2 separate regions of the Homo sapiens genome follow, and region 1 is linked to region 2. Evidence: read pairs that join two places in POLR2A ChIA-PET (ENCODE). Cell type or tissue: MCF 10A. All regions are shown on one strand. Links, peaks and the distances in the headings refer to the core of each region. The heading gives the core; the rest is flanking DNA. Region 1 overlaps ATXN7 (ataxin 7). Region 2 overlaps ATXN7 (ataxin 7).

What was found. Peaks named below come from ENCODE experiments on the same cell type or tissue, not always from the same donor. Only the 100,000 strongest peaks of a DNase experiment are listed, where the experiment ranks them.
Region 1: POLR2A ChIA-PET joins it to region 2 with 19 read pairs; 12 of 35 experiments call an interaction of 5 or more read pairs at or near these places.

The regions. Positions count from the first base shown.
Region 1 is chr3:63,968,718-63,980,071 of GRCh38, forward strand. ATXN7 (ataxin 7) reads left to right here. Exons shown (of 13, transcript NM_001377405.1): 6 at 11,198-11,354. Among named protein-coding and RNA genes, the nearest start is that of PSMD6-AS2, 30 kb to the right of the region's middle. RefSeq lists enhancers at 256-335, 346-405, 1,760-2,411, 4,393-4,893. In MCF 10A, for the core only: no CTCF peak of the experiment used is centred there; DNase peaks (open chromatin) are centred at 7,254 and 8,054.
Region 2 is chr3:63,906,716-63,922,900 of GRCh38, forward strand. ATXN7 (ataxin 7) reads left to right here. Exons shown (of 13, transcript NM_001377405.1): 3 at 5,873-6,208; 4 at 6,442-6,510. The coding sequence starts at 5,884. It also overlaps SCAANT1. Among named protein-coding and RNA genes, the nearest start is that of ATXN7, 51 kb to the left of the region's middle. RefSeq lists enhancers at 4,937-5,016, 15,286-15,385 and a silencer at 5,347-6,186. In MCF 10A, for the core only: no CTCF peak of the experiment used is centred there; DNase peaks (open chromatin) are centred at 5,316, 5,786 and 7,816.

The DNA of each region.
Region 1 (11,354 bases), core at 3,355-11,354, 62 kb after region 2:
AGCTAAGCTGATTCTTGGGTGGATGTGTGGAGGCTGGTCTCAATATTACCTTACCTGTCTCAGACCTTCTGTCTTCATGCGGGAAGTGAGGTGTCAATTGAGTTCTTCAGTTTTCAGGGGATTCAGATTTCATGCCTTGTGTAATAATGAGCTTGACCGGAAGGTTTTAATTGAGGTTGAAATTGAGCTCCCCAGTTGTAGGACTTTAAATATGAAAAGATCTTAAACCTTTAATCAAATTGCTGTTGATTCTCTATAATTGATTTTTCTGAAAACTCTTGTCAGACAGTTTTAGGTTCACTGTTTCTGCTTTCGTTTTTGCATGTCACTTCTGATGTTTTATTAGTTGACAGCCCTGGCATGCAGGTGGAGCAGATACTGTTTCTCTCTTCAGAAAAAATAAATGTGTGTTGCAGACTCATTGAAAACATTGGCATTCCTGGGTAATTAATCACTCATTCCTTATTAAAAGAATGTATAATGAAGGAATCTGTAAGGCTGTGTTCAAAATGTGAGGTTTTTCTTATTTCCATGTTCTGGTCTTCAGGTATTCTGCCCTCCCCCACCCAGAATAAGGTGATATAAAAAGGATATAAAACCAGTGGAAAATGGCAATAAGGATTGTGACTGGCTCAGTGTAGCACTTTTCAGCAGATAGTTTTGTCATTTCGTTGTACCTTGCAGAGTTGCTCTTGTTTGTTGGACTGTGGGAAGATGATGCTCCCTGTTGGGATTCCTACACAGAAATTTCTATTTTAAAAGACAAAACAGAAACAACCAAACAAAAACAAGGCAGCTCCTCTAAATTGAGTTTTACCAGGTTCCTTTTATTCTCTCTCTTTTTATGTTTTTGTAAAAATTGGATTGGAGTGGTTAACGGCATAGTTTTGTTTTGTTTTTTTAATTGTCTTTTAGCATTTTGGTAATAGCCCATATGTTTCATTTGGGAAAACAGTGACCTAGACCAAATTGAGACTATAGAGATACTTGTGTAAAGACTGAGTATGTTTGATGCTTGAACTACAGATAGTATAACAAATTGGAAGGCTATCCTTATAAAGGTAAATTGCTAAAATTCTAAAGTGTTCTTTTCCCTAACACATAGAGGATTGAATCAAAAGTAGCTAGAGACTGGTGGATTTTCGTTTTGGCTCTCTCTTTTCTTCTCACCTGTATACCTGAGGTATAGAAACAGTTCAAGTGAATGATGGTGTAAGAGGGAGAAAGGGGAGTGAAATTTTACAAAATGATGTGCATCACTCAGATAGTGAGGTCAAATAAATCGGCCAGGGTGATTTATTGCTGTACTCTGTCAGCATCATTTGGGTAACACCGTGCTCTCTGAGGATAGCAGAGAGAAGTCCTTATGGCTGTTAGCAAAGTAGAAGTGTCAGCCAGCATGTCATTCATTGTGTGGTATCTGTAGTCAGAAACAGTGACATAAAGATCACAGAGGTGGCATAAACAGTTGGATGGTTGTGTTAACACTCAAAAGCAACAGCATCCTTTTCCCAAAATGTACTTTCCCTAAGTGTTGTGTGTATGCATGTGTTAGAGAGGATGATAATCCTCTGGTCAAAAGTCTGCACCTTGAACAGGGTTGCAGGAGCATAAAAAGGGCGTCCTTCAGGAACTGAACTGATCACTCAGACCACTCAGTTTTATGTAAGACAAGCTGTTTTTTGAAAGACAAAAAAAAAGGGTGTTATACTCATAGCTGAGGTGATCAACTGTTGTGACATTCTGTACCTCCTCTTTTTCCCTATCATTCCGTATTTTTCAATAAAATATTTGGATTTTTTTTAAAGCCCTTTTACAAATGTTTGCAAAAAGCAACAAGTTAGGCAGGGAAGGAGTATCCCCCAGATATTCAATAACTTTTTCATATTTCTCACATACTTGAAAGCAGAGTTTAGAAAGAACAGTCCTTTTGGGAAGAATTCCTGGCAAGAGGATTATTTGAGGTTGCCATATTTCTGCTCCTTTCTTAGCAACATTATTTACAATCCATTCACGCCTGTCCCTTCCCCCACTGGAGTGGAGTCGTTCTCCCTTGTAATCTGCCCTTTGTGATCTGTTCTCTTTCATGCAGCCAGTGTGAATGGGTATGCTGCAGTGCGCGCTCTGCCCAGAGACGTGGAAATGCCAGGAGACCCGAATACTTTAGTGGGGCCTTTATTTATGTCATAAAGCGCTGACTTCAAGAGCTTGATAATTTGATTAGGACCTTTGGTGAAAAGTTGTTTCAAGTGGCCCAAGTGCTATAAATGACTCTCTTTTCTGCACTTTCCCGTTAGGTTTTAATTTAAAAGCACCTCCGCATTAGGGGGAGGAGAGATGCCTTTGGCAGAGGTAGCAGTTGGAGACTAATTTGTTAGGGCAGCCAGTGTTGAAATCATCCTTTTCAGTTAAATCTCTCTAGTGGAAATGATGCCGAGTGCTTTGTGGCAAGGACTTTTTCTTTCTCAGTGTTTTCCAGTGCCATTTGTAACCCACCTAAGCATGCTCTGGAGTTGCCTCCCAGCCCCAATTTTGGCTAATTGTCCTTTGAGGCACTGCATGTCAGAGGTCAGTTCTGAATTCCCCAACTTGAGATTTGAATGTTCCAGGGACAGTCCCACCGACTTGCTTCCTTTTAAGCAATTAGACTACACTCAGCTCTCTCTGGAATAGTTTCATCAAGTGCCTGGGGAACATAAAGAAATTGGATCAAAGATAAAGCAGATTTAGGAATAAAAAGGACCTGGGACTACAAAGAGTGGATGGAGTAGGACCATGTTTGCTTGTCAGGCCATATGTGAGTGCTTTTAAGAAGAATAAGAAAATTTAGAGGGAAAAGTTGACAACAATGAAAGTAGTGAGGAAATATTAAATGCTCGATGTTCATGTGTAGTCCATGGTGTGATTTTCAATGGTATGCCAAATATTTTTTAATATTCGTGAGAAAAAATATATACATATATATATAAAAAACTCCTACATCAAATACAAAGTCATTCTTTCAGAGATATTATTGCTTAGGATAATGCTAAATTAGTCCCTAGTCAGCCACTGAATTTTAAAAAATATATTAAGTAAATAATGGTCTAGATATTGTGCAGATTTGGAAAAGGATCCAAAATATGGTTTAGTTGTGAATAACAAAAGTTTAGGGAAAACACTAGTCTGGAGCAAAGTAGATGTGTAAGAAAAAAGTGCTGAGTTTTTTTTGTTTTTGTTTTTGTTTTTGTTTTATGCAGTCTTTATTTCTAGTTTGCCTCAGGTCCTGCTCTTGGATGTTTTCTTAAGGAGTTATAATCCTTGTGAAAGACACATGATGCCAATTGACACCTCACGAGTTGTGTTTGGTGGCCTGGAAATGGATTATGACAGTTTGGATTAATTGGGAGCTGTATAATAGCAAGCTGCAGTTATTTTTCAACCTGGACATAAAAATAAACAATAAATAATTTTGTGAAGGGACAGCTTAATGAATGACCTGAAGTTTTTAAACTGAGCTTTTGATACATGCGTTGTTACTTACTGTGACTGGCCAAAGACTGTGTGCATGTTTACCTATGTTTTACATTTTATAGCCATGTATAACCTTCATTATTGAAAGTCCTTGCTTTAAATGGGCGTCATTATGGGATGTTTGTGGAATGGAGCTGTCAGAAGGCATGAAGTCATGCATTCCTTGAAGCATGCATTGGTATTTCTCATAAGGCCCATCCATGCAGAGTGCACACTCTGTTTAACCTTAACTGAGTCTATCTGAAAGTGTGAGTGAGTTTCATTTAAAGAAAAATATGTGGGTTTTACTTAGAAAATCTGCCCAAAATTTCCACCTTTGGATCTGTAAACTGAATTTGAGACTTGATCTTCATTTTATTCTACTTGCAGTTCTTCCTGAGTGTCTTCTGAGTTCTGTGAGGAAAATGAGCCAGCCTTTTATTTGTAAAATAACTTTAGCTTGAATGAATGTTCTTTTTGTTTGGTGTGAATTTGCTGATTTTTAAATGAATTCTTAAAGTTGCTCCCCTGAGCTCCTATCTTAGAAGAGGTTGATATCTTCCTGAAATGGCACGTAAAAATATGTATACTAAATCCTTATCACACTGGAGAAGATAACTTACAGTAAAGAGGGTTTGATTTGTTCTTAAGTGATTTCTACCTCCTTTAGAAGTCAGGAGGTGTTATTTGTGAGTACTTTTCTGTCTAAATAAACAAGCCTGTAGCTGGTATCAGCCAAGCTAACAGGGGGCCTCTGTCTTATGTGCTGATGTGTTCCCAGTACTTGGTCCACAGTAGGCTCTGTGCTGCAGGCTTTGCAACTCTTGATCGTTTAATCCACAGCAGCCCTGCAAAGTAGGCTTGGCAACTGAAGACGCTGCCAACGAGGATGGAGTGAGCTGGTTGCCCAGGGTCACCCAATTAGTAACTGGCAGAGCAAGGATATGAACCCACATATCCCTGACTCTAAAGTTCTTGCCCTTTTCAGGTAATCTTTTAAAAAGTGTTTTTATTTGATTTGGATTCTATTCAGGCTGATTACTCAACCCATACATATCAAGACTGTGCCCAGCAGTCCTGAGCCTCTGCTGGGAAGGTGACCATAAACAACCTGAGAGTGACTCGAAGCATGCATATTGTGTTGTGTATTGGTTGGTGGGTCCAGCCTTACCCTATTGAGCAGGTGTTTGCTGATGGTCTTTTGTAGAGCATCCTCACCTGGAAACTGTGTAAGTTGATTCTTTTTAGCCAAGCTATAAAGACAGCCCCAATTGGCACATTCTGTCACAGTTCACTCTTCAAACTGATGCAGGATTTTTCTTCTTGGTCACTCTGCAAACCAGGGATGCCCGGCCAGTGATACGCCCTGCTTGGGCCTCCCTCGGCCACGCTGGGTGTGCCGCAGCTTGCCTGTGTTAAGGTTGTACCTGCGTTTGGCAGTTCCTGAGCTCTTGAATTGCACCCAAGAAGAATGAGGATACGTGGAACATTGGAGGGTGAGAAGAGTGGAGAAGAATTTTATTGAGCAATGAAAACGGCTTTCAAGCAGAGAGAGGATTCAGGGAGAGGGGAATAATTCCCCCATGTGGCTGGTTCTGGGGCCCTTTATGGACTCAGAATGGGGAGTGCCTGCTGATTGGTTTGTGAGTATGCAAAAAAGTTTAAAGGGAAGGCACAACTCAAAGGTGGGCATGACAGTGTAGAAAAACCAATTTGGAAAGGGTAAGTATATATAAAAATAGGTGAAGGGTGGGGACCAGTTAGAGGAAAGCATCCCAAATGGGAAGACAAATTCTTAATCCAGTCCTAGGATTTAACCTGTAGCTTGGTTTTCAGGCTTTAAACTGTCTTCGACTTGGAGGTGGGGTTTCGTCGGAGACCCTCCCCTGTCTTTCTAGGCATTTGTCTGCCTCTATCAAAACCATCTTGGATGCTTTAAGACCCTCCAAGCAGGGAATTGCTACACTGGCTGACACACCCATAGCTGATTTTTAGCTTAGCAACTTCCAAAATGGAAAGATGAAATCGAAAACAATCTGGATTTCCCTTAAACATATTCTGGATCCCACCCTGAATATACCAAAAAACTGTCATCGATGACAAATGTTCAGCCTATGCAGACTTGTACACTAACAACCTGATTTTGCCCAGCACTTAGGGAAGATGGGCTTCTTACTGATTTATGCCCCAGCCCTCACCTTTATCCCTGCCCCTCCATCATGTATTATGACTTGCTAATAATGCCATTTCAGAGCAGGCAAGTTGCCTTGTGCTTTCACCCAGGTGCTGGAGTCAGCCTGCCTGGGATTGCACCCATCTTTGCCTCTTAAGTAACCATGTGATGTTGGACAACTGACTTGAGTCCTTTAAAAGCCTTGGCTTCCTCATCTGGAAAGTGAGGTTAATAATAGTATCTACTTTGTTAGAAAGATGGTCAGGATTGAATGAGATAATCCATGTAAATCCCGTAGCATGGTGCCTGGCATGTGGTTTCTACACAGTACACAGTAGCAGCTGTTGTTGATGTTGTTGTTCTTGAAGGTGAGATTTCTCATCAGCCAGTTGTTTGGATTATAAAAGATTAGTAAAATGTTTAATAAGTTATAAGAAAAGAGCCCTGAATAAAGGGTATGGGAAGGGTTGCAGCTTGTGAGTTACCATGAGATGGTGGAAGGAGGTTATCTGAAATTGAATGAAAAATTGTAGCATCAGATGTGTTTGGGTGTGGTTAATAATACACGTGGTGGTGAACTGAGGTAGATGGTAGAAGTTTGAGGGTGTACATTTTGAATCTTCCCACATGGCTCATTTCAGCCAGTTACAGTTTTCTGTGTTCACCTAGTATTTCTTACAGACAAAAATCATGAAAAAGTAAATGCAAAATTTCAACATGTTCGAATTGTTTCTTAGTATATCGGTGGCTTTGGAATGCATTTTCATTCTCAAAACAAGCTTTATAGCAGAACTGAAGATATTTAATTCAGGTTCTGTGGGGGTTTCTTAGTAGTTAGCCACTTGCATGATACCCGTTGAGAATGGGACAAATTGATACTATGCTCAGGAATGATAGTATGCCTTGCTTTATTTTGGCATGTGTAAAATTGAAACCAGAACACCAAATTTTTCTTCTTTAGAAGTATGTATTTGATAACCAAGTAAACTGTATTCATTATAGAAAAACAATACACAAATGTTTTAAAAAATAGAGCCATAATCCTGGGAATAACCACTTTTTAAAAAGCTTGACATATATCCTTCTAGATTATTTTCGAGTATGAATGTTAGCATTTGGAGTTACATTTTGTTTTGACTGCTTTTTAGATTTGTGCCCTAATTTTGACAGTTGCTCACTGTAAATTATTTTTAGTTGTTTTCAAAGCAATATTTATGATATAAAAAGATCTAATTATTTGCTTTGAACTCCTTTTTGGTGTGTACCTGGATGTTAATACTTATAACTTTAAAAAAATCTCAGCGTGAATTCAGAATTATAAGCTTAGTATTGGTTGCATTCTATTTTGGAAGACCTATAGAGAGCTGTCCACCCTCCTACACCACTACTAATATCCTGTCCTTGCCATGTGACGTACTGAAGCCACAAGGGGAAAGAGCCCCATGAAGCTCTGTCTCCCTCTCTTCTCCCCAGCACAACACACACATACACACTTAGGCATGTTTGTCTTTCTTTGTCTCTGCTCTTTTCTTGTGTCTGTACTTGTCTGTCAGTCGGCCTGTCTCTCCCTTACTGGAGCCATTCATCATGCCCTCCTCATTCAGGGACAGAGTGTGCTTTCTCTGGGCTGGTGCCAGATCCTGGAGAGAGGAGCGCTTTGAAAACTCAACTTGGACTCCTCAGCAGACCACATTGCAGTTGTGCTCAGCATCTGGCCACCACTTTGTCCACTTAATATAGGGTCCCTAACCCCACCTATAATTTGCCCACTTCTCTTCTGATCTGGGAGCAAACACTTTTTTAGAGCTAGATGCCCAGTTTAAAATCCTGTGAAAAATAAGAGCTCAGTGAAAGGATAAGGGGAGTCCAACTCAACTACAATAAATTTGGTTTTTCCTTCTTGCTTTCTTGTGGGGGGAAAGCCAGATGCTGTCCTTTTCACAGAGTAAGTTACCAGTCCGTGATAATTCAGTAGCATGACAAGAATTTGAGCTGGCACTTTTCAGCCAGAATCTCAGTTACTTACACACACTACACACACACAATCTGTTTCAAGTTTTAATGAATGAAAAATTCACATGATAGATTGTCATTCTTAGTTTTTAAATAGTTTTTATTGTTATTGAAGTAGAAAATAGACTTTTTTGGGATATTATCGATACATCAGCAGACTTTTAACTTAAGAAGCTTTGAACCTTGATTTTTCTAGTGGAATTCCATATTAAGAGTTAATAGGCAAGAAAAGAAGATTTTAACCAAAGAAAACGGGGAGGATGGACAGTGATGGGAATGGAAAATTGAAAGGACAAGCTTAAAGTTACAGTCAGTTCTGCTATAGCACAACATGCATTCCTAAAAAATTACTGCACAATGCAAAATTACGCAACAAAAACCACATGAGGCTTATTGGGAAAACAGGGTTATGGCACAACACTCAAAGACCTCATCAGTGACACACACAGAAAAACATAGGAACCTAATGAAAAGGGTAGCACAGTCTTACAAATGTTAAATGGTAAAAAAATACATAAATACTAGAATAAACATGGCAGTTACCTTGAAAAGACCTGGCATTTGCTTGTGGAAGGCGTGGGAAGGGTTGCAGCTTGACTGTGAAGTCATGGAAGGAGGTTATCTGAAATTGGATGAAAAACTGTAGCATCAGCTGTGTTTGGGTGTGGTTAATAACACCCATGGTGGTGAACTGAGGTAGATGGTGGAAGTTTGAGGGGTTGTGCATTTTGTGTTTTCCTACGTGGCTCATTTCAGCCAGGTATAGTTTTCTGTGTTCACCTGGTATTTCTTACAGACAAAAATCATGAAAAAGCGAATGCAAAATTTCAGTATGTTCAAATTGTTTCTTAGTATATCGGTGGCTTTGGAATGCATTTGCATTCTCAAAACAAGCTTCATAGCAGAACTGAGGGTATTTAATTCGATTGAGAATTTTATCTAATCATTTGATCTTCAAAGAAAATACATCACACATTTGCTCTGAGACACCTGCTTGAGAATTCTGATACCTAGAGTGTACTTCTTAAAAGTCAGAGTTCTAGTTGAGGGTTTTCTCTGTCTTCTTCATATCACAGACATGCTGTTCCTTTAGTGCACTGTTTCAGGGGGTACACAAGGTGATTTTTGTAGATAAACACGGATGAATATTTTAATGTTCAGTTTATATAATAAGCTTATTGAACTTACTGTTTCACAGATACTATTGTTTTGGAAAAAAATCTATCTCAGCTGAGGGTAGAGGTGCCCTGCTTCACTCTGGGGCCCATCTGGAAATGGATTAGGGGGTGGTTTCAGGTTGTCTTTGGCAGACGGGCACTACTGGTGAAGAAGCAGTAGGAGAGTAGGAATGCTAACCATCCTGAAATCCTGTATGAAGAATTGTCCTGTCTGAAATACCAATGATGTCCCCATGAGAGACTGGCTAGTATTAGAGTAAGGAGGAGGAGATGATAGAATTGATAAAGTAAATTAAAATGTTGAGTTTTAAAAAAATAGTATTTTATGTAGCTTTGGTAAGAACGATGAAAATAGTTTGCAGTTGATGAAAATTTGGAAAACACTAATTCAAGACAAGTAGTAGTGGTGAGCTTCATTTGACAAACCCTTTAGTGCCTTGTAGCAGGCAGTATTCTCAGTGCCATGCACATGATAACTTACTCAGCTGTGGTTAATGGTTCTTGAGGCATTAGCCTGGTCTACTGTAGTGTCTCAACCGTGGCTGCACAGTAGAATCAGACAGGGAAACTTGTCAAAAATCTGGATGCCTAGTCCACACCCCAAACGAATTAACTCAGTCTCTGAGGGAGGGACCTATGCATCAGTGTTTTTAAAGCTCCTTACGTTATTCCAGTGGGTAGCCAAGGTTGACAGCCACTGGTCTAGGGCCTTCCAAAATCACTCCTTTTCACAAGAAAAGCTTTACTAGTCATGCAGAAGTTAATTGAAGACCTCTGTCCCATGCCTTACAGAGAAAGACAATGGAGACATGGCCCACAGAAGCTGTATCGTCTAAGGCAGGTGACAAAACTGCAAACACATGTTTACAATCCTGGCTGACAAGTGCTGATGCTTAAAAGTATGTTCAGAGTGTTTGGGATCATAAAAGAGAGAAAAACTAAATTTAAAAACATCTTCAGATGCCAAATTTGGAAAACTGCCGAACTGAATTTATTTTAGTTTTTTATTCCTTATACACAGCTTTCATTTTGGGGTGAACAAAAAGCAAAAGGCACTTATAAATCACTATCAATTTAACCTTCCTAACTTGATTGTAGCCTTTGTGTAGTTGAGTTGGAGAATAGAAATTTGAATTTTGTCTGTAGATAGCTAGGATAATAATTTTGTCCTGATGTGGAACACACAGTTAAGTACTTTATAAGCCATCATTGAAGTAATGCCCTTCCAGGAATAAGTCACCACAGTTTTACCAAGAAGCTCAGGACTGCTATAAGAAGATCTTTGGAAATAAACCATTGAAGTCTTACTTGTGGTCATTGATCATCATGTGCTTAATGTTTTAAATACTTATATAGCTCCTGTATTGTGATAAGGCAGTGTTGGATCACATGCATTTTAAAACTTAGAGTTAAGCAAATGTGTAATTTTAAATTAATTAATTAAAGGCAGCCACTAAGGTACTCAAGCGGATAAAGTTACCAAATGATTTACTTGTTTCTGATGGTAACATTCTTCAACAGCTCTTGATTTATATTAGTATGGATTACCTTACTCTAAGAAAACCTGATTCTCCAGTGGATAGATTTATTTTCAGCTAAACCTTTGTAGTCTGTACTTAACCATGAATTACTTCCTGGTTTAAAAAACAGGCGTAGCTATTTGTGGTATTTTTGTCTTGCGCCTTTGGCATCTTAGCGGTGTGAACCGGAGCTATGCCATCTGTAGTCAAGTGAGATTATTAAAAAAGGGGGGGTGGGAAGTGAAATGATTCACTGGAAAATTTCAGCACAGATTCTTAGGGAACGATAAGATAACCCTAGAAACATTCTTATTTGGTGTCATCTGCTGGTGGGTAGTGACAGGGAAAAAAAAGAAGGTACAACTTGTTTCTTAAGATTTTGCTATTTTGAAAATCAGAGAGGTGCGGTGTTAGAAAGGAAGAAAGAATTGCTTGCAGTGTCATTTAGCAGAGCTCTGCAGATGAATGAATAATTTTCCTCTCTCTTAATGCAAGTTGGAGCCAATGAGGTTCATTTTTAGCACGCAAAACCCAAAAGGCAATATTCTCATGTTTACGATGGTTGTCTAATTTCCTGATGGGTGTATGTGATAAAACTCTTTATGCTGAGATACTTCAGAAAGAGAAGGACCCGTTCCTAGAATGCTAAGTAAGTCTGTGGGGCCTAGATGAGCCATTTCTGAAGTCTGCTGAGTTTAACATACCTTCACTTAACGACACGTGTTTTAACCTGAATATATTGATTTCAGGGAATTCTTCCAGAATTACATTTGAGATTCGCCTAAAACATGATGTCTTTTTTTCTTTGCTTTCGTTTTCAGAAAGAAGACATAGCTCATCCAGCAAGCCGCCTTTGGCCGTTCCTCCCACTTCAGTATTTTCCTTCTTCCCTTCTCTGTCCAAAAGCAAAGGAGGCAGTGCAAGTGGAAGCAACCGTTCTTCCAGTGGAGGTGTTCTTAGCGCATCCTCATCAAGTTC
Region 2 (16,185 bases), core at 3,702-11,701:
GAGGGAAACTGTTAAAGATGGAGTGTCCTATATGAGCAAAGGCTTGGGAACTGGGAGTTGGATGGGGTTGGGGTGGGGGCATGTTTGAAGTTCTGAATTTGTCATTTGGGCTAGACCATAGACTACCTGCAGGAGGCAACTGAACAGTGTAGAAGTGGTGGAGCTGAGGCAAGGGCAAACTGTAGAGGACCTTGAATGCTAGGAGAGAAGTTTTTATTTATTTTATCCGTCAGTGGGGAGCCCCTAAAAATGTTAGAGCAATCACTAACATGGCTAAAGCCATAATTCAGCAAGATTGGTCTGATAGTATAGCGTACATAGATTAGAATTAGGGCTTACTATGTGACAAGCATGGTGCTAATAGTAATAGCTGACACAGTGTGCTTTTTTGCACTGTAAATTTCTTAATGTTCTTCATAAAGTAGTTACTCTTGTTTTACTCATTTTATAGATGTAGAAATATGCACAGAGAGGCTAAGTGATTTCCCCAGAGTTACACAGCTCGTAGTGGTAGAAGTGGGATTCAGCCTGGGCAGATAGGCCCTAGAACCCACGCTCTTAATGGCTGAGCCCCCAAAAATGGTGATATTTACAGCATTGTCAGTACAAAGGTACATGGGAAATTACGTTTAACAATGTGTTTAACCTGCATTTTATGGTAGCTGACGCAGTACACTAGAACTCTATACAGTCGACTTCCTTTTATAGCTGAATATTGGTCCAACTTTTCCATTCCTTGTCTTTTTTTTTTTTTTTTTTTTTGTAACAGGGTCTTGTTCTGTCATCCAGGCTGGAGTACAGTGGCACGATCTCAGTTCACTGCAGCCTCAATCTCCCAAACTTAAGCAGTCCTCCCCCTCAGCCTCCCGAGTAGCTGGGACTATAGACACATGCCTGCATGCCTGGCTGTATTTTTTTTTTTTTTTTCAGTAGAGACTATGCCTCACTGTGTTGCCCAGACTGGTCTCCAACACCTGAGCCTTGGTCCCCCAAAGTGCTGGGATTACAGGCATCAGACCATCACGCCTGGCCTCCATTCCTTTTCTATAACTTGAAACTTTCTATTTGTAAAAAATTCCTCAGCCGAAAGACTTTAAATCAACATTTCAAATCAAGTTCGTCATAAAATTACAAGCCAGTTTTAAATCCCTAGAAACACTGGGCATTACTAATTACCTTTTATATTATAATTTATTATTACCTTTTATATGTGTATTTTCAAATTTTCTTCTCTTTTCAAGCAATTTGCTATTACTGGTGAATGTTTCTTTGGGAGAGTTCATATGTACATGCAAACATATGATTAAGAAAACAATCCAAAAATTTAAGGGTTTGAGATGTTTAGCAAATGATGCATTTTACTATAGAATGAGTATGTGTACAGGTTGAGTTTTCAAAAAGCTATTTATGTCTTATCTTTTAAGTCCTCACTCTTGCAACTTTCCTTATTATTCCTAATTTTGCACTTGATTGCTATGAATTCCAGCCACTAAGCTGATGAATTCAATTTACTCTTTCCACTGTTCTCCCTCTACTGGAATACTGATATTCATGACAAGCTGTAAGGTACTTCACTAGAGGGAGCATAGTTAAGGAAAGGCATGCCCCTTGTGCAGAATACAGCCCTGGCTCTCTCTGGAGAAGAACGAGGAAAGGGGAAAGATGTAGTCAGAGGAGTGAGAGAGGATTTGAACAAAGGCTCAGCCAATTTTAGGAAGATAAAAAGAAACCAAAGCCAACACATTCCTAATTTAGTGGATCTGAGTTTCTTGTTACTCAAATGACTTCAGTCCTTTGGGGTTGATAATGGAGAATCTCTGTTACCAACCCTGTAATTTACACAGATAAGTATACTGTAGTTAACTGCTTTTCAAGTTTATTAAAATGTTGTACTGGGACTGGTGGTTTTTTCCAATTGAAGACGGTTGTGTGGGATCTTGTATCTTAGAAATGTTTTGGGTAGTTTTAGCCTTTTTACATTAAACTGGATTTAATGTAGGAAAGGTCAACTTTTTGTTTTGTTTTGTTTTTGTACATTGTGATACCTTTGGCCTTGGAACAAAACATTTTATGAGTGCAAAGAATCCTTTTTGTAAAGAGAGACTTGTTAGCCTTGGCATCTACTGAGAACATCCCTAAATTTGGGTGACGAGATAAGACCACATTTTAAATATGTCCTTGGAAGGGATGAAATGCACAGAATTAGCAGTACTTCACCTCTGACAGCCCAGTTCTTAAGCCATAGACAATCTAGTTGGTGGTGACAGTTTTGATGAATTGTTTCCCCTACTTACTACTTTTCTCACATACTCAGTGAAATTACTATCTTGTGTTCACCCTGGTGCCTAGTAGAGTGCCTAGTCTGTAGCAGGCAATCAGGAATTGTTGGATAAATTGAATACTCATTATTCAAGCCATATAAAATGAATTATTACTTAAGTTTTCAGACAGTGAAGTTCCTCAGAGTTACAAGGCATCATCAGAAATGCACTGGCAGAAGCACTGATTGATATTATACAGGCATAATACTATATTAAAATAACATATTAAGTGAATGTAAATTGTATTGGCCTGGTGTGGTGGCTCATGCCTATAATCCCAACACTTTTGGAGGCCAAGGCAGGAGGACTGCTTGGGCTCAGGAGTTTGAGACCAGCCTGGGCAACATAGTGAGACCTTGTCATCTCCACACACACATACACACAAAAAAAATTTATACACAGTTATATTCTTTTTATAATTTGGTGGTATGGAAAGGGGATTATCTAGGTAAGAGGTCATCAAGTTCTTTACTGTGGGACTGTAGGTAATACAGCTAAGTATTGGGTTTCTGTTGTACTCTTGTTTATAAACAGTATGCTTTGCATAAGGAATGCTTTTAAAAGTTGCCAAAATTCAGATATCAGATGCAGTGTGTCAGCTTGCTGTTTTGACTTTTTTTGGTGACTCATTCCAACTTTAAGGAAACTTCTAACGACTATGGATATCAGAACATTTCTAGGAGTTAGGACTTTTTTATGGGTGAAGAAAGAGTGGGTAAAATGCATTGGCTGCAGCAAAAGAGAACTGGTTGAAGAAATACCAGGAAATGCCCGTCAATCTCTTGTCTGCACATCCTCTTCAGTTTGATAGTAAGTTTCCTAAGGGATTGAGCTGAATTGCTCAGTTTAATATAAGACACTTATTTATAGTGCTTATTTATGAGATTCCTCAATAATTGATAGCTTGCTATTAGTTTTGAGTATTGAGGTACTCAATAATTGGTAACTGCTATTTGTAATAATTTCCCTTAATAACGATCATAATGCCAAGAGGATACTTAATATTTTTCATTTTAAGCCCGCTTGTGTTTTATTAAACCAATCAAAAACTTTGAAGAAAAAAAGAGGTATCAAGCAGGAATTGGGAAAGAAGTTGAAGTACTCTAAATTGCTGCATTGATCCCCATTGGCTAGAAGTCATATTAGTGAATCTTGAAGTAGTTTCACATCCAAAAGAGGAAAGTCAAGCAATGTCTTGAGGAAGTAGGACCATACTTCATGTTTGCCATTCTCCTTATTTTTGTTCTCACTCTGTAGTTTCAGGGATCTGAAGAGCTGTACTCAACAAGCAAGCTCCCTTTGTTATCTATATGGCTTGGTGGCCGCAAGCTTTTCTTTTCAATGGTAGCTTCAAATGCCGTTAAAATCCAAATTTTCGTTTTTCTTAAGTGTAGAATTTCACAATTCCAAGTAATAAATTGTGTACTTTAGGAAAACAGAGGTTGGGTGTTTTCATGTAATTATTCAGATTTTGCAGTGATTTGGAATGAATGAAAAATTGAAAATCTGCATAGGGGTCATCTAAGCTATGTTAAAAGTTAGAAGGGAACTCTATTCCTGTCAAGGGAATTATATGTTTTACTCCTGTGCATTTTTCTCATTGATAGTCTTATGGAGGAAGTTAAAGCTGTAGAAATGATTTTTAAAATTAAATCTTTCCAATCATTTCTACTATTTTGGTTATTTTGATAAGGACAGGAAGTAACCATGGTTTCACTTTTTGGACTTGTTTGCACGCAATCCAGGAAAAAATTTTACAGACTTATTTCTAAATCTTTCTAAAATAAAAATGTGTGTGTGTGTGTGTATGTGTAAGTATGTGTGTGTGTGTGCGCTTTTAAATTTTGAACCCCAAACCCTCTCTAGCAATCCCACCTTATGTTTGGGTTGCAGTGACATTTCTTTATTAATTTTTATGCTTATGTAAACTTCCTGTGTTTCTGCAAGTTGGACCAACAAAGAAGTTGGCTACCTCTGTCACATCAGATGTTTGAGGTACAAAAAAAAAAAGAATTCCACTTCCTCCCCATCTAGTCAGAGAAAGCACTTGTGAGCAAGCATCTCTGACACACATTACAGGAGTTGATACTACTGCAGTGTGAAACATGCGTGAAACATGCTGATAAGAATCACTGTTTTTGTCTCAGGCTTCAAATTTTCACATCAATTTGAGAAAATAGTAATATCAACAATTATTGAAAGTGGTGTGGTCTGCTACTGTTTCAAGTATTTTTAATGCTTTAGGTCATTAAGTAGCCTTTTATTTTGCCATCTGTAGCCTATCGCTAAGCAAATGTTGTGTATGTTGGGGAGGGGTGCTAAGTTTTGCGGGCCAATGCTTAATTTAGTGAACAAAATTTGACCGAAAACAGTATTTTCTAAACATGTTTTGTAGGAATTCCTTATATTCTCCTAATCCCTAGGGTCTCGTCCTGCCCAAGAAAAGACAACCATAAAGAGGGAAGGACTAACAACTCAAGTTAAAAATGAATCAGATTTTTACTTTTGGGGTGAATGAATCACTTCCAGAAACTTGGGGTGGTGCCTCTAAAATATGTACACGGGTTAAAGCTTCTCTCGGTTTGTTTCACTCTCCTCCATTCCCTCGCACACTGATCTCATGTTCTCTCTTTGCTGGACGAATTCAAGTTCCCCAGGCGCACAGTGTGACTTCCAATTGCGGGTCGGGGGCACACATGTGGGCGGCGTGGCGTGCACACGGTACTTCGTCCTGACACCTGGGCAGACACCTGGGAGGCACTTCCCCGCTAGCCCAAGGTTCCCTGCACGCCCGGAGTCCGCTCTGCGGCGGCTTCCCATTCATGCTTTTGACAACTCTGCGGCCGCCCGCAAGCCGAGGGCAAAGTGCCCCCTGCACCAGCCTCTCCCGCGCTGCCCTGGGGCCGGCCGGCCGGCTCCTCCATAGGTGGCTGCATTTCCGACTTCGCCCTGGCTCCAGTCCGGGGGCTTGACGTGCAAACTTCGCCGGAGCGAGCTGAGAGGGAGGGACCGGCAAGTGGGAGGAGGCGGCGGGAGGCGTCTCCGCTTAAGGGAGCCGGCCGGGTGCCGCCGCTCGGACGGACGCGCGGACGGAAGGAAGGAGCGGGGCAGCCGGGCCGGGCCCGGGGATGCAAGCGGCCGAAGGGTGGGCAGCTGGAGGTCCTGGGGTGCGGCTCGGGCTTCCCCGCGCGGGCTGCCATGGTGGGGCGCGGGGTTGGAGCCGGGCCGCTCCGGCGCTGGCCTCCGCGCCAGGTCCTCTGAGCAGAAGCAGGCAGGGGACCCAGCGCCGCGGTGGCGGGCCGCCTGCTGCCCGTCCCCTCCCTCGGGCGGCCGCGGGAGTCGAAAGCGAAAGCTAGCCCGCGCCGCGGACTTTGAGCCCGGGGCGGGGGGTGGCCTTGAGGAGGCGGGCTCGGGGGGCTGGGCGGCCATGGGGGCGCTGTCAGCGTGCCCCACCCGGTCCGCGGGCCGCGCACGCCGCCGGAACTCCCTGGCGCCTCCTTAAAAAACGGCCCCCGCGCGACTCTTTCCCCCTTTTTTTTGTTACATTGTAGGAGCGGAAAGAATGTCGGAGCGGGCCGCGGATGACGTCAGGGGGGAGCCGCGCCGCGCGGCGGCGGCGGCGGGCGGAGCAGCGGCCGCGGCCGCCCGGCAGCAGCAGCAGCAGCAGCAGCAGCAGCAGCCGCCGCCTCCGCAGCCCCAGCGGCAGCAGCACCCGCCACCGCCGCCACGGCGCACACGGCCGGAGGACGGCGGGCCCGGCGCCGCCTCCACCTCGGCCGCCGCAATGGCGACGGTCGGGGAGCGCAGGCCTCTGCCCAGTCCTGAAGTGATGCTGGGACAGTCGTGGAATCTGTGGGTTGAGGCTTCCAAACTTCCTGGGAAGGACGGTGAGTGTCCACGCCCTCCTCCCCCCTTCACCCCCTCGCGACCCCCTCCTCTCTCCTCCCCTCCCCCCTGCCCCCCTCCTGTGACCCGCCCCCTCGAGGGGCAGAGATGCTATCGTTTGCTGGGTTGCGGAACGCGGAGGTGCCCACACCTACCCCGTGCGTGCGTGAGTGTGCGTCACACTCCTGGCCACTGACCTGCCTCTCCCCTCCTCCTGTGTGTGTATATCTCCTAGGGACAGAATTGGACGAAAGTTTCAAGGAGTTTGGGAAAAACCGCGAAGTCATGGGGCTCTGTCGGGAAGGTGAGTCCAGCCCCCCTGATGGAGTTTGTACAAACCCCTGGGAAGTTTCATTGACAGTTCACTGGGACCGGGAACATCAGCCCACCATACCGACTCCCCGACTCCCCGTGCCTGCGAAGATGCTGCCTGAGGAGGGAGGGAGGGGGCAGAGCGCTTGGAAAGTTTGGTTTGGGGGCCTCCTGTAATGAGAGCGTCCGGAATCCTTCTGTGACCAGGCAGGAGCAGCATTATTGGTGATGAGCGCTGGGAACCGGCGGGAAGTTTAACCTAGATCTCTGCATTTCTGACCTCCTTACGGAGAAACAGGAGTAGAGGAAGGAATTCTCAGCTTTGAAACCTTTCCACGAATGCTTAGGGGACATTTTCTGTTGGCAATCGAAACGAATTTTGAACTTAAAGAAGATGCTTTACCTATGCAGTCTTATTTCTGTAGGATTTAAGGTACAAGTTGGGGATGTTAGAAAAAGGTCATCATAACCCGGAGTGCATTTTGGTCAGATTTTTTGCGAGCTGCCAATATCACGGGGGAAAGAAAGCCAGAATTTTATTTGGTCAAATAAGCCTTTACTGCCCGTGGCTGGTGAAATCAGGGTCTAATTATTTGTTAGTTTTAAACTGTTTGGTAAAAAGATACACTAGGGAAATAGGGTATGCCTCCAAATGAAAGTCAGGCCAGGTATCTGGAAAGTGTCAGACTTTTTCTTGAGATTTTCTTTTTCTTTGAATAGTAAGCTTTTGTTGTCTAATACCTGCACTAGGCCTGGGCATACCGTGGTCAGAAAGGACTTCTGAAGTCCAGTGAACTTCGGGTTCAGTTTCAAGTTATTCTTTCAGTGAGTTAGGACAAGGCTTTGAGTGAGGTTTGGCCCCGGAATACTGAGTTTATAGTCCCCGAATGCAATTTTATTTCTCACTCGTAGCCATTTATTTTGCAGAATTGTTGTCTATGGCCCAAGGATAGGTAGAACTTTGGCAACTGGAACATTTTTAAGTCCAAAGTTTGCCCATTGTTACTGTCTTCACATTTCCTTCTCGCTTTTCACACCTGCTTTTTCTTCACTTAACTCTGTTTCGGTTTTTTTGAATTGGGCGCTTTTTGGCCTCTTGGCACTCGGAGGAAGAGTAATACCAGTGACAGCCCGATGAGAGCTTCCAATTGGAACAGATTATAGAACAAATTAGTTGATTTTTAAAATGAGAATTGCTATTTGAGGGTAAAGGAAAGCAAGGGAAAGCACAGGACTTGTTGATGATGTTGCAATATGAAAAATCAGTTGCTAGTCCGGTTTTAGTGCTGAATTGGCAGCCTGCCTGGGCTTAAAAAATTAAAATCACTAGGTGGCAACTCTCACAGTAAGCAGTTAGAGTAGAACTTTAGAGGACCTGACCTACTCTTGTTCTTAGTTTTCATTCTCTGGGTGTGGATACATATCCTATAAAACGTTTCTAAATCTGTGTGAAAACAAGATTGTAATTATCAATAATTCTGCTGTAAAGGATGAGTTAAGTGTATTAATGTTTCAGTGGGTACCTTGAGCTGGACAGGGACCCAACCAAATTAAGGGGACTGTACCTCATTTTTGCTAGATATATTATTTTCTGTTGGGATACTTTTATCAGCATGTTTTTCATGAAGAACTAAGACGTTAAACTACCTACTTGAGGCACAAAAGGGACATGGATCTTGTTAGTGTTTTGTTTTGTTTTTTGAGACGGAGTCTCACTCTGTGGCCATGCTGGAGTGCAGTGGTGCGATCTTGGCTCAGTGCAACCTCCACCTCCTCAGTGCAACCTCCACCTCCCAGGTTCAAGCGATTCTCCTGCCTCAGCCTCCCGAGTAGCTGGGACTGCAGGCGGCGGGCCACCACACCCAGCTAATTTTTTGTGTTTTAGTAGAGAGGAGGTTTCACCACGTTGGCCACGATGGTCTCAATCTCCTAACCTCGTGACCCACCTGCCTCGGCCTCCCAAAGTGCTGGGATTACAGGTGTGAGCCACCGCCTGGCCCTTGTTAGTGTTTTTTAAGGGTTCCCCTCCTCCCCCTTTTAAAGTTGTTCTAACCATTTAGAGGATGCTGTAGCTACCAGGCCACTTGGAACGTACACCTGTCTGAGTTGAGACCGAAGTTTTAAATTCAGTCAGTTCTTCATTTGTTTGTGACTTTGCGGATTATGTGGGGATATTTTAAAATCCAAGTTTGAGGATGTTCAGCACTCACTCAGTGGACCTTTATGTTCTCCTAACAGACCATTGTAGGCTGCTTCAGAAATGAAAATACATTTAATATTATCAAAACTTATTAGACTATTATTCATTCATTGTCTGCTTAAAATTATCAGCTACCAAGAAAAGATGTTTTGAAGTTGAATCCATACTGATTCCTCTTGTTAAATTGAAGAAATATGTAGATAAATTGATCATGTGAGTGAATCACTGGAAGTCAGAAATGACCCTTTATTTATTTTTTTTTTTTTTTGAGACGGTGTCTGACTGTTACCCAGGCTGGAGTGCAGTGGCAAGTTCTCGGCTCACTGCAACCTCTGCTTCCTGGGTTCAAGCGATTCTCTGGACTCATCCTCCCTTGTAGCTGGGATTACAGGCACGCACCACCACACCTGGCTAATTTTTGTATTTTTTATAGAGATGGAGTTTCATTCACCATGTTAGTCAGTCTGGTCTGAAGCTCCTGACCTCAGGTGATCCACCCGCCTCAGCCTCCACGAAGTGCTGGGATTACAGGCATGAACCACCACCCCCGCCAGAAACTCCTCATCTTGAAATATCTCTAGGAATATGCACTTGACTTGAATTCTCCAATGTGCAATTTTGGACCTAGGGGTTAGAAAGCCTGGATGTGAGAGAAAGCTGCTTAACCTTGCATTAGTTATTTCATCTTTCTGAATATACTTTCCCTCTTTGGAAGATAATACTACCTACTTCCCAAGGTTATTGTAGGAGCTGAAATTAAATTAGATAATATGTGAATGACTCAGTACACACTAATTCCTTTTAACTCTTTCAACTGTTGATAACCTGACTTCTTAATTCTATATTTCTAGGTACAGGGTTTTAAAATCTGTGACCTTTGAAAAGGCTTCAGGGGATTGTAGTTCCCCTGAAATTGTATGCAAAATAATATGTCAGTTTTCTAGGGTAGGTGTTCACAGCTTCCCTTGGATTCTCAAAAGGATCATTTACACGTCCCCACCCCTAAAATTCAAAACTGCTAAGCTAACCTCTCTGCCTGTTTTTTCTTTTCACTTTTTCCTCTTGTAACACATTACTTTGACCAACTCCTATCAGGCAAGACTACCCAAGGGTTAATGCTGTGGCAGAAGGTTGGAACTCTTGATTTAGATGGAGGGAAATTATTTGTGGTTTAGGTAGTAAACCTACCCAAGGCAAGAATACCCAAGGGTTAATGTTGTGGCAGAAGGTTAGAACTCTTGATTTAGATGGAGGGAAATTATTTGTGGTTTAGGTAGTATATCATTCCCTCTTCTGCCATTTGGCACAAGTAGGCAAATGTTAAGACAAAATTTGGTTATTTTTCAGAGGTCAACCTAGTTTTGTTTGCATTCTTGTATTTGTATTGCCTTATTCTTGTTCTGTAATTTGCAATATTAGTTGTTAGCATGATTAATTTTGGTGGGAAGAAATTGGTAATACATTTTGACTTTTTGTTGTTGTTGTTGTTATTGTTGTTGAGATGGAGTCTCGCTGTGTCGCCCAGGCTGGAGTGCAATGGTACAGGCACGATCTGTGCTCACTGCAACTTCCGCTTCCTGGGTTCAAGCGATTCTCCTACCTCAGCCTCCCAAGTAGCTGGGATTACAGGCACCTGCCACCACGCCTGGCTACTTTTTGTATTTTTAGTAGAGACGGGGTTTCACCATGTTGGCCAGCCTGGTCTCGAACTCCTGACCAGAAGTGATCCACCCACCTCGGCCTCCCAAAGTGTTGGGATGACAGGTATGAGCCACTGCACCTGGTTGACGTTTTTGAAATGATTAAACGTCAACCCTGGTTGATGTTTTTGAAATGATTAAACGTTTTTGAAATGATTAAGACAAATTACTGCTTTTTCCCCCAAGGTGATTTGTGAAATTCCGGACTTCCACAGATTTTGGATTTGTGAAAGTTAACAAAATTATGTTTAGATTGAATTAATTGGTACTAATAACTGATTAGGGTTTCTATATTAGTGCCTGAATATTTAGAGACCCTTAAAAAATAAAAACTTTAAATGCCTTAGTTGCACAGCAGATTTTAAAACCTATATTGTGTCATTGTAGGAGTCAACAATGGTATTGGGAAAAATGACATCTTCTTTGGGAAGCTGTCCATAACTTCTCTAAGTCTAACCGTTGTGTGGTATCAAAGTACTCTGTACTTTTTCTTTCTGCATTCTACGTGTCAGCATTTGAAACTCTGCATTATGTGATGGCTCCTTGTTAAGAGAGTAAGTTCCCTGAGGGCAGGAGTGTTGTTGATGAAGGCATATTCAGCTCCTGCACACCATTGTGCTCAGTAAATATTTGCCCCAAAAGTGGATGAGTAGAGCTACTAGGAAGATTGAATTGAGTCACTCTAGTGTGTGATTCAAATGACCAATTTTTCATTGTATTGTGACTCCAAAAGAAGACAGTATTCTGTGTGTTTGTGTGTTTAGGGGGTGTTGCTGTATGGCCCCAGGGGAGGCCAGAAGGTTTCAGCACTTTTCGTTGCTCTGTCCTTAATATAGTGCTCCATTTACACTTTCCAGAAAGGGTACAGACAGGACATCACCTCTCTTATCTTTGATATTTAGGCAAAGAAGTAGAATAGCAACCCAGTGTGATGTCCACACTTGATGACAGGTTATTTCCTTCTCATAATTAACCTGAACGTGATTGAGCCTGGGGCAAGATGGAAAAGTGTGTGGTTAGCACCTGTAGGCAACTAGAGTTCAAAACAAACAAACAAACAAACAAACAAAACAGGCTTGCTAGGAGTTGGATAGCCTCAGTAAACACAGACTGAGTCAACAGAGTACCACCTTTTTTCTTTCCTAGGGGAAAAAAATGGTTCATGGTTAATTAATGGAAAACAGGTGTTTGTGAAGTATTTTACTGTTAAAGGTACTACATTGTGGGTATAATATCCTCTCCCTTAAATAGCATTTCTGTTTTTCTCTAGGGTTTCTTTTGTCTTCTTTTCTCCTCAACTGTTTCTTATGAACAATTTGAAACATACAAAGTAGAGAAAATATTTTAATGATCCTCCTTGTATCCATCACACAGTTTCAGCAAATAATGAGTCATGGCCCAGTCTTGCTTCACAAACTCTGCCCTACTCCCCACAGTGAATTATTTTGAAGCATATCATTTCTTTTGGTTTTTATTTTCTGCTCACATGGACTTCAACTTATTTCCTGCAAAATGGAGGCTTTTTGTGTTCTGCACCTTTCTTTTGAGGCAAGTCAGGCTACCATCCCTGATCCTCTCTGTGGGTGTGTAAAGGTTCTGCAGATGGCAGTACTTGCAGTCTGCTTATATCTTATGTGCAGATATAAACCAAGCCTCAGACAGGAATCGGTAAAATCCAAGTTCCCTGCCTCAGCATCACCTCGTGCTTGTTGAACATTAATGCACATGTAAGGAGCAGTCAGGTGATTTGGTTACAGATCGCCCACACTTAAGAAACACCTCCATAGATGAGAATCAGCGTGGCCGTGACAGTGGGCATTGTCCTTGCTGACAGCTCCTGTGCGTGTCTCCTTCCTTGTAAGCTCTTCACTAACGCGTAGGTGCAGGAACCCCCAGAGACCCAGAAAGACCCTCCTGTAGCAGGGACTTTTCCCCAGTTGCAGCGTGTGGGCCAAATCTTGCCTGCATGGTTTTTGCATTGCATTGGTTGGAATAAAAACTCAAAAGATTTCATGACATGTGAAAATTATATGAGACTTCAGTGTCAGTGTCCATAACTAAATTTTATTGAAACGTAGTGACGGGCATTCATTTACTTGTCTGTGGCTGCTTGCTGCATACAGTGAACAGCAGAGTTGACTACACACAACAGAGACCATATGACCCACCAATCCCAAAACACTTACTATTGGTTCTTTACAGGAAAAGTTTGCTGACCACTGTTCTGATGAATTCCTTGGTTGATAAAAGGAAACCCAATCTGCAGAATCGCAGAATACAGTCTTATTATTCTTGAACTGTCTATTTTGAAGGGGAGAATCTTCAAAATAATAAAATCCGTTAGTCTTAAACCAAGAGTTCATTCAATATTAAAGAAACATGTTGAGTTAGAAGGAAATAATGGAGAGTAGAAATGGTTTCACATAAGAAGGTTGCTGTCTTTGTCCACTTTTATCATTCACTATCTTTTTTTTTAATTATTATACTTTAAGTTTTAGGGTACATGTGCACAATGTGCAGGTTTGTTACATATGTATACATGCGCCATGTTGGTGTGCTGCACCCATTAACTCGTCATTTAGCATTAGGTATATCTCCTAATGCTATCCCTCCCCCCTCCCCCCACCCCACAACAGTCCCAGGTGTGTGACTTTTTTATGGCATACACCTGGTTGGGAGCAGTTCACATACAGAGCACGAATAGCGCTGTTATTGCCCCAGCTTCCAAGAGCCATGGACCATGAGAATGGTGCTTGTGTTCTGTTAAGCCCCTCATGGTATGTAAATATGCAAGAGAAAGAGTCCAGAACTTTCATGGAATTTCCATTCAAATTCTCCAGAATCGCTGCCCCTGAGCTGGTTTAGAGAAGCTGAAGCCTTGTTACAGGTCTTAGGAGTTATAGGAAGAATTCACGGGGAAACAAATCTGCATTTTGATTGGAGAAGAAGGCAGACGTTGTTCTTTAGGCCCCATATCTTTATAATTTTGTGCTTACTGGAAAGTAACACCTGGCACAATCCATGCTGAATTTCTGAACCCTCATGTTTCGCAATTCATGGAGACCATGCACATGTTTCCATGTGCACAGTAGGATGGGGTTCCCAAGCTGTGTCCAATTTACAGTTTTGATTGGTTCTTGTAAACTCTAATCTCAGGAGGGAAGTATGAGGTATTTATAAATCACAGTCCTGTGATCTAGGTATCACCATTATCTCCATTTTACAGATGAGGAAACTACGACTCAGAAAAGTGAGGTAGCCCGCTAAGATCACAAAGCATGTAAGAGGCCCTGTAACCCAGATCTGTCTAATTACTCCACAGCTCACATGCTTAACCATTCTGCTGTTCCGAGCCCTTTCCAGAATGTACATGGCTTTTCATGAGCTTGAGCAGGTCACCCTAACCTTTGTTTTTCTTATCCTTGTCTAGAAATACTGACCTTTACCAAAAGCCATTTTTTTTAAGTAAAAATATCAGAGCCTTTTCTTGCTGTGCCTTACAACAGTCGGTGTGTTGTATTTAGTTGTTCTTTTATAACATTTTTTCTTTGAGGGGGAGGGGAAGTATCTACAGTTTGCATTAGAAGTAATGGGCTTTTTAAAAAAAGATTAAATGAAAGCTAAGGTTGCAGCAGATAGCAAACACAATCATCTGGGATTTGTGCCATTAAAAAAAATTCCTTTAGAAAGGGAGAAGTGAAATTTCACTATTTAAATAGCATTTCAGTGCAAGATTGCTTTTAATCACATTGTTGTTGAAAGTTTTTATTGCAGTATTTCTAATAAATGTGCCCCTCTGATTATTAAAGTATTTTTTGATTGAAGTTCTAAGAAAAAGAAGCCTGTTAGTAGACTTAGCAGTTGGAGTTACTGTACTTTTGAGAAAAAGGCAGAGGGTTACATTTATATTCATCTTGTACAGCAGGGATTATAATAAATGAGCAGAAGAAGGAGAACGATTTTTGCATTTCACCCACTCATAACGTAAAACTAGATTAAGTATTCTTGTTCTTCTTTGTAATAAAGACCCTGCTAGCATGAAATGTTTTTTTCTCTTATATGTAAGCATATGGCAAGGAAAAAGCACTAGTTCATTATCAATTAGATTCACAATCTTAAAACAGAAACTATTTCCCTCCCAGGTTATACAGATGTTTTCCATAATCCTGAACTCCAGTCATGCAACAGAAAAAAAGGTAATGCTTTTAACCAGTGGTCCCCAGGCTTTATATTTCAAACAAGAAAGTTTCAGAAATAATTTGGGGACTCCAGACATACGGTTGTTGGCAATTTATATGTACTTCCCCTCAAAAAAGTATGAGAACATTGTTTTGGAATAAAGGACAGTCCTTTAATTGTGAAAAAGCACTGTGGTCTTCGCAGAGAAGAGTATCTATTTTGGTGTTTGAGTACCATAGCTTTAAATCATTATTTCCAAAAGCGTGTTCCAGGGAACCCTGTTTCTGTGTGCTCTTGGTTGGTGTTATGCAGAAAAGAGGTTCCATATGGCAAGTTTGCAGAAGTTAGCTTTACACAGAGACAGTTCTGGGAACCCCAGTTCTAGAATTAAGCCTGGGCTCAAATCTAAGATCTAGTAGGTGAGCAATTTGAAGGAAACCGCATAGCTTTACTGAGCCTCACTTGACTCAGGTATAAAATGAGAATAATGCTAGTAACTAATAGGGGTTGGGAGAATTAAATGATATAATGCAGGTTATCAGTAATGAAAGCACAGTGTCACAAGCACGCCTTTAATCAAGTCATCAGCCAGGACTGTCAGAGGAGCAGCAGAAAGTGAAATGCCAGTTTTGCTTTAGCACACAAGGTGTAGGCAGTGAGAGGAAACTCTGGCATGACAGAGTGTAGCAAATGAACCGCAGTTTTTTTCTTTTTCTTTTTTTTTCTTTTTTATTCTTTTGAAACAGGGTCTTGCTGTATTGCCCAGGCTATAGTGCAGTGGCATGATCCATGGCTCACTGCAGGCTTGACTTCACTTCCTGGTCTCAAGCAATCCTCCCATCTCAGCCTCCTGAGTAGCTGGGGCCACAGGTGCACACTACCATGCCCGGCTAATTTTTGTATTTTGTTTGTAGAGACGGGGTTTCACCATGTTGCCCAGGCTGGTCTCAAACTCTGGAGCTCAAGAAATCCTCCCACCTCAGCCTCCCGGAGTGTTGGAATTATAGGCATGAGCAATCATGCCCAAACCTCAGTTTCATGCCTTCTTGGACTCTAGTAAAAATGGGAAGTGGGAGGTGACATTTCTTAGTTCCTCCTTTAGCCACCTCTTTGACTTGCAGAGAGAAGCATGATGTGGGTATTTACTTTTTCCTGCTTATGCAGAGTTGTACTTGCTCATCTTCTGGAAGCCTGTAGTTTGTGCTTCTTTATGCTGCTGCTTGTAATGTTTTTCAAACCCCCTTTTTTCTGGGCAAAAAAGGTAAATTATAGGCAATGTAATAAAGTCATCATGAAGGTGGGGAGTGGATCAGAAAGATAAATGAGGATCCTACTTACATGATTTTTTTAATGTGTGGTGATAGTCATGGGGGTTTTCTGCCTGTAGAGGGAATTTAGAAAATTGCCTTTTCAGTTCTTGGAAATTTCCAATTTAACTTAGCAGTTCTTCACTTAAATTACCTTGTTCTTTTTGGAAACTATATAGGAAGATTGGTTTTAATGGAAAAAATTATTACAGAAGTTAATACATGCTCACTGTAAAGATTTTACTAATAATAGAAGTATGGAACACAGAAGCCATCATTCT